Regions from separate parts of the Homo sapiens genome. Here region 1 is linked to region 2. A link is an interaction called in ENCODE POLR2A ChIA-PET data of the cell type or tissue named here. Cell type or tissue: OCI-LY7. All regions are shown on one strand. Each heading gives the region's core, and the rest is flanking DNA. Links, peaks and the distances in the headings are about the cores only. Region 1 has its middle 20 kb from the start of PHF19. Region 2 overlaps FBXW2 (F-box and WD repeat domain containing 2).

Region 1 (5,376 bases), core at 221-5,220, 140 kb before region 2:
CCTCAGCTTCTACTTCTGCCATGAGAGTGAAAATTCTAACTTCACCATGTTGTCGTAAGGATGCCAATTGCAGAAGCCACTTGCTTTGTCCACTGTGGGGGTGCCAGTGTAAGAATAACAGAATCTTTTTATCTTTTTTTTTTTTTTTTGAGACGGAGTCTTGCTCTGTCGCCCAGGCTGGAGTGCAGTGGCGTGATCTCGGCTCACTGCAAGCTCTGCCTCCCAGGTTCACACCATTCTCCTGCTTCAGCCTCCCGAGTAGCTGGGACTACAGGCGCCCACCACCATGCCCTAATTTTCTGTACTTTTTAGTAAAGACAGGGTTTCACCATGTTAGCCAGGATGGTCTGGATCTCCTGACCTCATGATCCACTTGCCTCAGCTTCCCAAAGTGCTGGGATTACAGGTGTGAGCCACTGCGCCTGGCCTTTTTTTTTTTTTTCTTTGAGACTGAGTCTCGTTGTGTCGCCCAGGCTGGAGTGCAGTGGTCCAATCTTGGCTCACTGCAACCTCTGCCTCCTGGGTTCAACAGATTCTCCTGCCTCAGACTCCCAAGTATCTGGGATTACAGGCGCCTGCCACCACACCTGGCTAATTTTTGTATTTTTAGGAGAGATGGGGTTTCACCATCTTGGCCAGACTGGTCTCAAACTCCCGACCTCAGGTAATCCACCTGCCTTGGCCTCCCAAAGTGCTGGGATTACAGGCATGAGCCACCGAGCCTGGCCGGAATAAGATAATCTTAAACAATCATGGAGTGCTTAGCTAGTGCCAGACACGGCACTGCAGGCTCTACCTACATCGCTCCATGAAACTTTCATAAAAAACCCATCAGGAAGGTGTGATTATTATCATCTCTGTTTTATAGTAGAGAACACCCAGTCTTCAAGGGGTAAAAAATCACTCACCCAAGGTCACACAAGCACCAGGAGCCAGGACTTGAACCAAGATCAGTTTATGCCAGGTTCAAACCCTTAAGTCCAGTGATTTGATTCATGACTAGAAGCAGCATAATGTTGTGGGAAAAGTACAAAAACACCTATCAGCTGTGACATCCAGTTTTAGTTCTGAACAGACTGCACATTAATTTGTTTAAATAGCCATGATAAAATGATGATAGCACTCATTTGTTGAGCATACGCTTTTCTTGCAAGTATCACAATACTGATAACAGACCTCAGAGGAAAGTATTATTTTCCTGACTTTATAGATGAAAAAACAATCTCAGGGCCGGAGGCGGTGGCTCATGCCTGTAATCCCAGCACTTTGGGAGGCCAAGGCAGGAGGATCGCCTGAGGTCAGGAGTTCGAGACCAGCCTGGCCAACATGGCAAAACCCCATCTCTACTAAAAACACAAAAATTAGTTGGGTGTAGTGGCAGGTGCCTGCAGTCCCACCTACTTGGGAGGCTAAGGCAGGAGAATCGCTTGAACCCAGGAGGCGGAGATTGCAGTGAACTGAGATCGTGCCATTGCACTCCAGCCTGGGAGACAGAGCAAGACTTCGTCTCAAAACAAACAATCTTAGAGAGATTGTTTGAAACTCACACAACACGTGAAATGTGGCTGATCCAAATTGAGATGCTCTGTCTGAAATATACACCAGATTTCAAAGACTTAGTATCAGAAAGAGAATTTAATATTTCTTTTTTTTTTTTTTTTTTTTTGAGACGGGGTCTCACTCTGTTGCCCAGGCTGGAGTGCAGTGATGCGACCTCAGCTCACTGCAACCTCTGCCTTCCAGGCTCAAGTAGGTCTCCTGCCTCAGCCTCCCGAGTAGCTGGGACTACAGGGGCCCACCACCACACCCGGCTCATTTTTTGTATTTTTGCAGAGATGGGGTTTCACCACGTTGGCCAGACTGGTCTCGAAATCCTGACCTCAAGTGATCCGCCTGCCTCGGCCTGCCAAGCTGCTGGGATTACAGGTGTGAGCCACCATGCCCGGCTGAGAATTTAATATTTCATTCGTATTTTTATATTGATGACATGTTGAAATGATAAAAAAAAATTTGATAGGTTAAAGTATATTAAAATTCATTTCATCTGCTTCTTGTTTTCTTCTAATATGGCTACTAGAAAATTTAGAATTACATATGCAGGTCATGTAATATTTCCACTGGATAGCACTAGAGGACTTTTTCAGTGCCTTGGCTACAGGGAACAGGCCCCACCCACTCCATGTGACCTGAAACCAAGCTCCTTTATAGTTAGGGGCCTTGCACTGGGTAAAGGAATCATCCCCCATACACACCCACATATCTTCACACTGCAGGTGGAGAGTCCTGGTGGTGCATCCCCACCACTTCCTCCCTGACTCCCATCTGCCTCTGGGCCAGCCTGTGTCCCTGCAAGACGTGACTGTTATTTTTAGCACTTGCCGCCTCAGCACAGCTGGCTGGGGAGCTTGCTGGGCGTGGGCCAGCCCCAGGACTGCCATCTCCCTGCCAATGGGGGTCTCAGGAGAACTCGATTGTGAGGCTCTGGGGCTTCTGAGAGCCTGTGAGCAAGCTCCCAATATCCCTGGCAAGTACATATGATCGTAATCCGCATATTTGCAGATGACAAGACCAAGGCGAGGAGGTCTCTACAAGCTAGGAGGTGGCAGCGCTGGGGCTTGAAAGCAAGTCATCTAGCCTGGGCCTTCTTCCCAAAGGCCTAACACTTCACAGGGGTGGGCTGTGGGCCCTGCCCACTACACTCTGGGCAGATGCCAGGTCTCGTGCAGCCTTTCAGTGGGGGCGTGTTATACCTTATAAAGTATCCTACACAAGAGAAAGGGAAACAATCGATTTGGAAGGAGGTGGATAAGTAGATGAAACTTCATTTCAGGGTGTGCAACGCAGCATCTCCAAATGAAGTGGGTTACAGTAATTTAAAAGAACCATACAAACGGCCGGGCACGGTGGCTCACGCCTGTAATCCCAGCACTTTGGGAGGCCGAGACGGGCGGATCACGAGGTCAGGAGATCGAGACCATCCTGGCTAACACGGTGAAACCCCGTCTCTACTAAAAATACAAAAAAAATTAGCCGGGCGTGGTGGCGCGTGCCTGTAGTCCCAGCTACACGGGAGGCTGAGGCAGGAGAATGGCGTGAACCCGGGAGGCGGAGCTTGCAGTGAGTCGAGATCGCGCCACTGCACTCCAGCCTGGGCGACAGAGCGAAACTCCGTCTCAAAAAAAAAAAAAAAAAAGAAAAAAAAAAAAAGAACCATACAAACATAAAACTACACAAAAACCAACACTGTCTCATGGTTCAGAACCCAAGCTTCAGGGTTCTAATCTGTGCCTCATCTGTCCAAGCTTCGGTCTCCTCCACTACACAATTGGCATGAGAGTGGTTAGAGGATTAAATGAGATCATGGACCTAAGAGCTTAGCAGAGTGCCAGGTACGAGTGAGCCCTCAGTAAACACTAGCTAGTGTTATTATTTATCAAGGTTTTATTGTATATCAAGTACCATGCTAACTTGTTACATAATTCCTCCCCTTAAAACCTCACAACAACCTCCTGAGGCAGCTACTTTTATCCTGCCCATTTTACAGATAAAGAAACTGAGGCTCAGAGAGGTGAGGTCACTCTTCAGGGTCACATGGCTAGTGAGGAGCAGCAAAGCTTGGAGTTTTTTGGTAACAGCTTTTTAAAGATGCAATTCACACACCATACAATTTACCCACTTAAAGTGTATAATTTGGCCAGGCGCAGTGGCTCCCATCTGTAATCCCAGCACTTTGGGAGGATGAGGCAGGCAGATCACTTGAGGTCAGGAATTCAAGACCAGCCTGGCCAACGTGGTGAAACCCCATCTCTACTAAAAATACAAAAATTAGCTGGGTGTGGTGGTGCATGCCTGTAGTCCCAGCTACTCGGGAGGCTGAGGCAGGAGAATCACTTGAGCCCAGGAGGTCGAGGCTGCAGTGAGCCAAGATAGCATCACTGCTCTCCAGCCTTGGTGAGAACTTGACTCAAAAAAAAAAGTGCCATTATAGCTAATTAGATAAACGCAACATGAAAGTCACAGGCTTCTCTTTAAGGCAATCACTTGTCCTTAAATTTAAAGCTCAAAACCCTGGGAGAGGGGAGCAAAGTAGAGCTCACTGGGGGGTTCTATGCTTTGTTTTGGGGTTTTTTGTTGTTTTTGTTTTTTGTTTTCTTATTTTATCTTTTTTTTTTTTTCTTTTGAGACAGAGTTTCTCTTTGTCACCCTGGCATATTTTTTATTTTTTTGAGACGGGATCTTGCTATGTTGCGCAGGCTGGTCTCGAACTCAGGCTGAATCCATCCTCCCACCTCTCCATCCCTAAGTGCTAGGATTACTGGCATTAGCCCCCATGCCCGGGATTAAGGGGACAGTTCTATCCTTTATAAGTCTTAGTAACTCTGGGATTCCAATGAGAAAAGCCTCCAGGGAGGCCAGGGTACATTAAGGTGTCAGCAGGGTCCCCTCCCTCTGGAGTTTGGATAGAAAGAGCACTGGACGTGGAGTCCTTTAACCCGGATTCAAATCCCGACGTGCTACTTGCTACCTGTGTGACTTTGGGCAAGTCACATCACCAGCTCTGAGCCCAACTGTCATCTTGGGCAAAGCTGGAGAACAAAGTCCCTGACCAGTCGGGGATCTGGGACTGGGATTACACAAATACAAGAGAAGGTCCTCGCCCATGGCAGGCTCCCATCGATTTTTGGTGGAGCCGAGGCTGGCGGACTGTGTGCTGGGTTATTTAAGGAGTCGACTCTCTGACGCCTTCTACCAGTAAGTCGTGTATTTAGCATTCATTCATCAAAGCCTCCGGATGCCTCCTACGTGCCCTGCACTATGCTGGTCTTGGTAATCCGTGGTCCCTATCCCAGCGCCCAGGTGGGTCCGGGAGATCGACAAGAACCCGCGGGGCGGGCGCGAGGCTGGGGAGCCGCGGGCGGCCGGGTGGGCCCGCGCCGCCGCCATATGGAACGCATTGAGCGGCGCTCGCATTCCAAACGCGCGGGGCTGCCCTGGCTCGCAGGCGCCGGCTCCTGGCCCGCGCCCGGCCTTCTCTTGGCAGCCGGGGCCTGCGCGCCCTATCAGGGGCCTCCCGCCGCGGCCTTCGCGGGAGCGCGGCCAAAGCAGACGAGGCGGGTGGGAGGCGTCGTGGAAAAAGGGCTTGCCCCGCCACGGACCCGGGAGGTACCTCCGGGATGGCCAGAATCCCAAGGATTCCGTTGCTTTGTTGTATTACAGAAAAGTAATGGAAACATGTGAGTCTCCGCCGCAGACAGAGGCAAAGAGAGGTCCTAAGGTTGGCATTCAGGGCCTTAGCCTAAGTTTCAGATCAGCTTTCCCTGACCTCCATCCTGTTTCTCCTTTCTGCTGGAGCCCTTATCTTGGGTTCCATGACTG
Region 2 (5,376 bases), core at 93-5,092:
TCTGTAAATTGAATGTTAGCAACTCATTCTAAACCTTATATCTTGGCAGAGTCAAGGTTGGCCATGTTTAAGATGTGAGCGAGTTCTGTAGTTTTTGTTGCCATGTCGGGGAAGCTAGTCCCCGGCAGCCTGGATGACTGCACAGCGGTGCCCTGGTATAGCAGAAAAGAGCAGTGAGCTGGAAGGTTAGAGACCGGGCCTCTTACCCTGGAACTCTGCACCCTCTCTGGGTCCCAGCTTCCTTGTCTGTACAGCCAGGTATGAAGCTCAGTGATTTCTAAGATTCTTTCTGGTCCTTCACCTACTGAAATGTGTAAAAGTTGATCATGTATTTTTGTCTGATCCCTGATTCATGGTTTCTTTCAGGTCGGATAATATTTAAATGAAATGACTGTTACAGAGTTTTCTATAAGAACATCAATTATATGAAAAGGATGAATAAAAGGGAAATGTAGAAAATATAGCTGATTCCACTTAGACAGTTTAAGTAATTGGTTGAAGAAATGCTGATAGAAGCCATGGTTTAAATAGGGACACAGTATGCTATACTAGAAGGATACCTGAACCCAACCTAACTTCCTCCTTTGCCTCTAACTTAATCTGCAGCCTCAGGCAAGTTAACTTTCTCTTCTAAGACCATCATTTTCTTCATCTTTTAAGTGAGGGAATTGTCCTAGATGAGGGCTCACAAACCCAAATGCCTAAGGGAGCCGTGCAGGTAACATAAATGAGTAAAACATTCTGGGGAGGATTGTGCTGTCCCCTGGAAAGTTGATCTAATAGGGCAGTTATTCAGCTCTGTTTTGTCATTAGGAGAAGCAAGCCCAGGGTTGGCAGGTCTTCACATTGTTTCAGGAGGAGCTAGAAATCCAGATTTTTATTTGAAATCCTGGATTTTTAAAACGTTACAACTGATTAAAGAAAATTTGAAATAAGGTGAGCCAAACAAAACATGTCCCTGGGTTGCCAGATTGTGTCCTCCTCCCTCTCTAAAGTTAGGTAATTTTGTGATTCAGCAGTGGAAATGTTAGTGGTCACAATCAGGGAGAGAGTAGAGGGAGCAAGCAGTAGAAAAATCTCAGCCGCTCTTCAGCTGTCTCCCCTTGTATTACAAGGGTGGTGGGGAGGGATGTATTTCATTCACAGACCAATAGGAAGGTAGTTTGAAGATGAACATAAGAATTGGAACCTCAGTGACAGCTTATGTCTGGGAACATGAGTTATTCCTTCTTGCTGACTCCAGTATAAAGCATATCCATTTTACAGGTGAGAAAAAGGGTTGCTGGCAGAGCTGAGAATGATGTGAACTCTAGAGTGGGGACCTATCTCTTGCAGAATCTGCATTAGCATAGAGCCAGACTCTGGACCTCTGAGTGCTGTGAAGTTGATAGAAATTAATGGTGAATTTCAAGGACAGATATCATTAATATCCATGTTGAAACTCTGTGGGGTTTAAGCAAAAGAACAATATCTTCCCCCATCCCACAAAATCTGGGTTTAATCTATCTCACATTGAGTTCTGTGCATCAGCTCTGCTTAGTACTCTAGAAATAGAACCGGAATCACAACTGAATCTATTTTGCAGAAGCCCCAGGAGACTTTGGGCAATGATGATGGTAAATGACTTTTTACTTTATTATTATTTTTTTTTTTTTGAGACAGAGTTTCGCTCTTACTGCGCAGGCTGGAGTGCAATGGCACGATCTTGGCTCACTGCAACCTCCGCCTCCTGGGTTCAAGTGATTCTCCTGCCTCAGCCTCCTAAGTAGCTGGGATTACAAGCATCTGCCATGACACCCAACTAATTTTTATATTTTTAGTAGAGACAGGGTTCCACCATGTTGGCCAGGCTGGTCTTGAACTCCTGACCTCAGGTCATCCACCTGCCTTGGCCTCCCAAAGTGCTGGGATTACAGGCGTGAGCCACCACGCCTGGCCGAGTTTTTACTTTTTATCGAGCCTGAACAGATAACTATTACTGATCTAATGACCATCCCCACCCTACCTCACTTTCAGATCTATCCAATAGCTTCAAAGGGCAAGTAATTATAATCATTTGTGGGAAAAGTTTTATTAAAAAGTGACAAACTTGAAGCTGTATATAGTATGTTCTATTTCAGTTTTTAGTGGTGAATACAGAAGTCATCAAGGTGGTACTTGGTGCCGCTGGAATTTTTTTTTTTTCCTAGGCAGTCTTGCTCTGTCATACAGGCTGGAGTACAGTGGCATCATCATGCAGCTGGATTTTGACAGCAGAACTTCAGGCAGTAATTGGAGTCCTAATGTCAGTTCTTCCTTATGGAGGCCTTTATTTGGCCTGAGATTTTATTCAACTACTTTATAGATGCTGGGTTTATTCATACTATCGCCAGTTTTTATAAAAATGGAAAACTAGCTCATCCTTTTTGCAAAAGAAAGCAAAGTGGGGAGTCAGAATGAGAAGTGGATAGGGGATAACTAAAACTATTCTTTACTCTCCTTTCATTGCCTTTGAGAGCTAGCTCTTGCACACACTGACTTTGGCTTCCTTAGCGCATAGGTAAGGGAATTGCCTTTCCCTCTTTTGTGAATATTCTCATTTCTGAAAAATTCTAAGTCATGAGAAGATAAGCCCTATCCTTTCTTACAAGGATTGGATTTCTTGGGTGACACTGTGGTGTGGTGGAAGCCAGCGGCTTCTTTCAGGTTCATAAAGGCCATCATAACAACTTCAGGCTTCATGGTGTGGACAGGGATCCAGGAGAGCTGAGTGGATGTGTGAAGTTTCTGATAGATTCTGTCATCATTCCAAAGGAATGTAGTTTCCTCCAGCTCAATCATTTGAAGTAATACACATTGCCAAATCTGACTGTAACCTGACATTTTAGACCTATTGGAGAAATAGGAAGAAAGCCCCTCCAGTGGAAGGACTGGACTTGGAAGAAGTTCTGCAGGAAGGTGCATGCAATTGGATAGCTGTTCATGAGTGAAACGTGGGGAACATTGCTATGAAATTGTAAGGTTTGCACTTCATTTTTCGTAGTTTAAAAATTGCTCTGTTCTGGCTGTTGAAAACACTTGGTGTGAGGTTTGAATGAGGATTATATAATCATTCTAGTATTCATAGGAAAATGATTACTGCTCTCTATTTGTAAAACAAAAGAAATAACTTTCGGAAACAGTATTTTAGACATGAGGAAATTGTTTGTATTAGGCATTTTGATCTAACAGAATCAGCTAAGGATAGTGGATCCTGGCTTTACACATTTCTTTGACCAAACCCAGCTGGCAACTTGAAGTTGTTACTGTGTGGCTTCCAGATTGCCTAGAGGTGAATCCTACCAACATCACTGTTTTTTTTGTTTTGTTTTGTTTTTTTTGTATGTTTTTGAGACAGAGTCTTGCTCTATCCCCAGGCTGGAGTGCAGTGGCGTGATCTCGGCTTACTGCAACCTCAGCCTCCTGGGTTCAAGCGATTCTCCTGCCTCAGCCTCCTGAGTAGCTGAGACTACAGGCGCGTGCCACCACGCCCAGCTATTTTTGTATTTTTAGTAGAGACGAGGTTTCACTATGTTGGCCAGGATGGTCTTGATTTCTTGACCTCGTGTTCTGCCCGCCTCTACCTCCCAAAGTGCCGGGATTACAGGCGTGAGCTGCTGTGCCCGGCCCCAGCATCACTTTTATAGCTTTCTGTGCCTCTTCCTCTGGGCCTTGGTGTATGAAGCCACTTGCCTTTCTCTGTTGGGAAGCGAGCAGAATCAGATTGCTACTCATGATGCAGTCCGGGCAGGGCATACTGTCACCTTTGCCTGTGGACACAGTTGTCAGGATAGGGGAGAAGCCCTTTAGGTCCGTCTTCTTGACACAGCCCTCCTACCTGGTTACGCTGGTGCTTTCGCTTGGTTTAGACAACCAAGACACTTGAGAATTATGCTGTCCTCAGAATGTCTGATGAAAAGAACAGATTCACTTTTTTGACACAATGCCCATTAGCCATCTTTGGCAGTGTTTCTGATCAAAGGTTCCCCATGCCTGCTCTAGGAAAGTAAACTTTTTTCAGAATAAATCCTCAAATGGATTACTGAGTAGTCTTTGCACCATTCCCATCAGCCTAATCAGACTGAATGGTCACGCTCAGTGCAAAAAGCTGTTTTGCTGTTAGGATGTTTCAGTGTTTCTTGTCTTTCCTGGAACAGTTCAGTTGTTTAAATTTAGTAATTCAATCCTGACCAGTGTAAACCCACTTAATTATTGCAGCCTAAAGAATTCAGCTACTTCTACTCTTCATAAATGTGCCCAAGTAAATATGTGTTTTTAATATTCAACCCTGGAAAATTAGTAATTCAGATGATAAAAGCTCATGTTTTGGTGTCTTTGTACTCAGATTGTGAACAGGCATATTTCACTGATTTAGACTTAGTATACTTGATGAGAATGCTCAGGTTGAAGAGATAGTTCTGTCAGCAATCCAACATCTATAGCAATGTGGAAAAAGTAATCAACTCATATTTCACGAATTTGATGTATGTTGTGATTTAGAGGGCATGAGATAAAGTTTATATTTGAACTGTGTGGGGTAGGGGGAAGAAGAGGTTGCTTAAGCAAATAGTGGGGTGATTGTGGAACAAGATGTCTCTAAGATGAGAAGTTATTTTCTTGCATCATAGAAGCACTCTTTTTACCCGTGAGTGATTGTGTTAACTATAAATCATTTATATCTGTACATTAAAGCAGATTCCCTCAATTAGGCAAATTTGGTTAGCCAAGCCCAAGTTATTGTTTGTACTTGAAAGTAATAAAGCTGCATTTCCTTAAAAATATATTCTGTAGTTAAGACTTTGTCTTGCTTTCCCCCCAACCACTTCAGACATTTTATCCAACCAATGCAGGGACTTTTCAAAAGTCAGTGTGTTTTTGAAAATAGAACAACCCCTTGAGTGATCTGAGGTGGCTCTGTTTTTTTACTGTTTCTGCATCTTCTAGAAGGTAAACTCAACAATATAACCATTTCTGAAGGTGATCCAAAAAGCAAAACAATAAAGGTAAAACACAAGGAAATAATTTTGGTGAATTTCATGAATAGTTGCAAATGAAGGGATGGGGTGGGTAAAAGTCCCATTTTGCTTCCAGACCTTGGAATAGTCTTCCTCTCTTTTGCCCAAGGATGTGTCTATCCAGCACATCTTTGCATGAGTTCTTTCTTACTAACTTAAACTTACGGGGCTTCTTGTCATTTGAGTACCACGGCCCTGCACCTTTGATCCCCTGACAGCATCATTAAGGGCAGATTGTCATTCCTGTTTTACAGATGAGAAAGCTGTGGCTTGGTAAAGTGATTCATTGCCTAGAGGAGTTATAGTAAGTGGTGAGGCTGAAGCCCTGATTTTCAGCCCCCAC

The links. ChIA-PET counts read pairs that join two places held together with the same protein. Peaks named below come from ENCODE experiments on the same cell type or tissue, not always from the same donor. Only the 100,000 strongest peaks of a DNase experiment are listed, where the experiment ranks them.
Region 1: POLR2A ChIA-PET joins it to region 2 with 6 read pairs; 5 of 35 experiments call an interaction of 5 or more read pairs at or near these places.

Annotation. Positions count from the first base shown.
Region 1 is chr9:120,894,269-120,899,644 of GRCh38, reverse strand. It overlaps a transcript of PHF19 not described here. Among named protein-coding and RNA genes, the nearest start is that of PHF19, 20 kb to the right of the region's middle. RefSeq lists enhancers at 944-1,023, 2,449-2,950 and a cis regulatory region at 1,993-2,701. In OCI-LY7, for the core only: CTCF peaks have their summits at 1,934 and 2,133; a DNase peak (open chromatin) is centred at 2,294; H3K4me3 peaks cover 932 bases; H3K27ac peaks cover 4,359 bases.
Region 2 is chr9:120,758,620-120,763,995 of GRCh38, reverse strand. FBXW2 (F-box and WD repeat domain containing 2) reads left to right here. Exons shown (of 8, transcript NM_012164.4): 8 at 1-5,376. Among named protein-coding and RNA genes, the nearest start is that of FBXW2, 32 kb to the left of the region's middle. In OCI-LY7, for the core only: no CTCF peak of the experiment used is centred there; no DNase peak of the experiment used is centred there.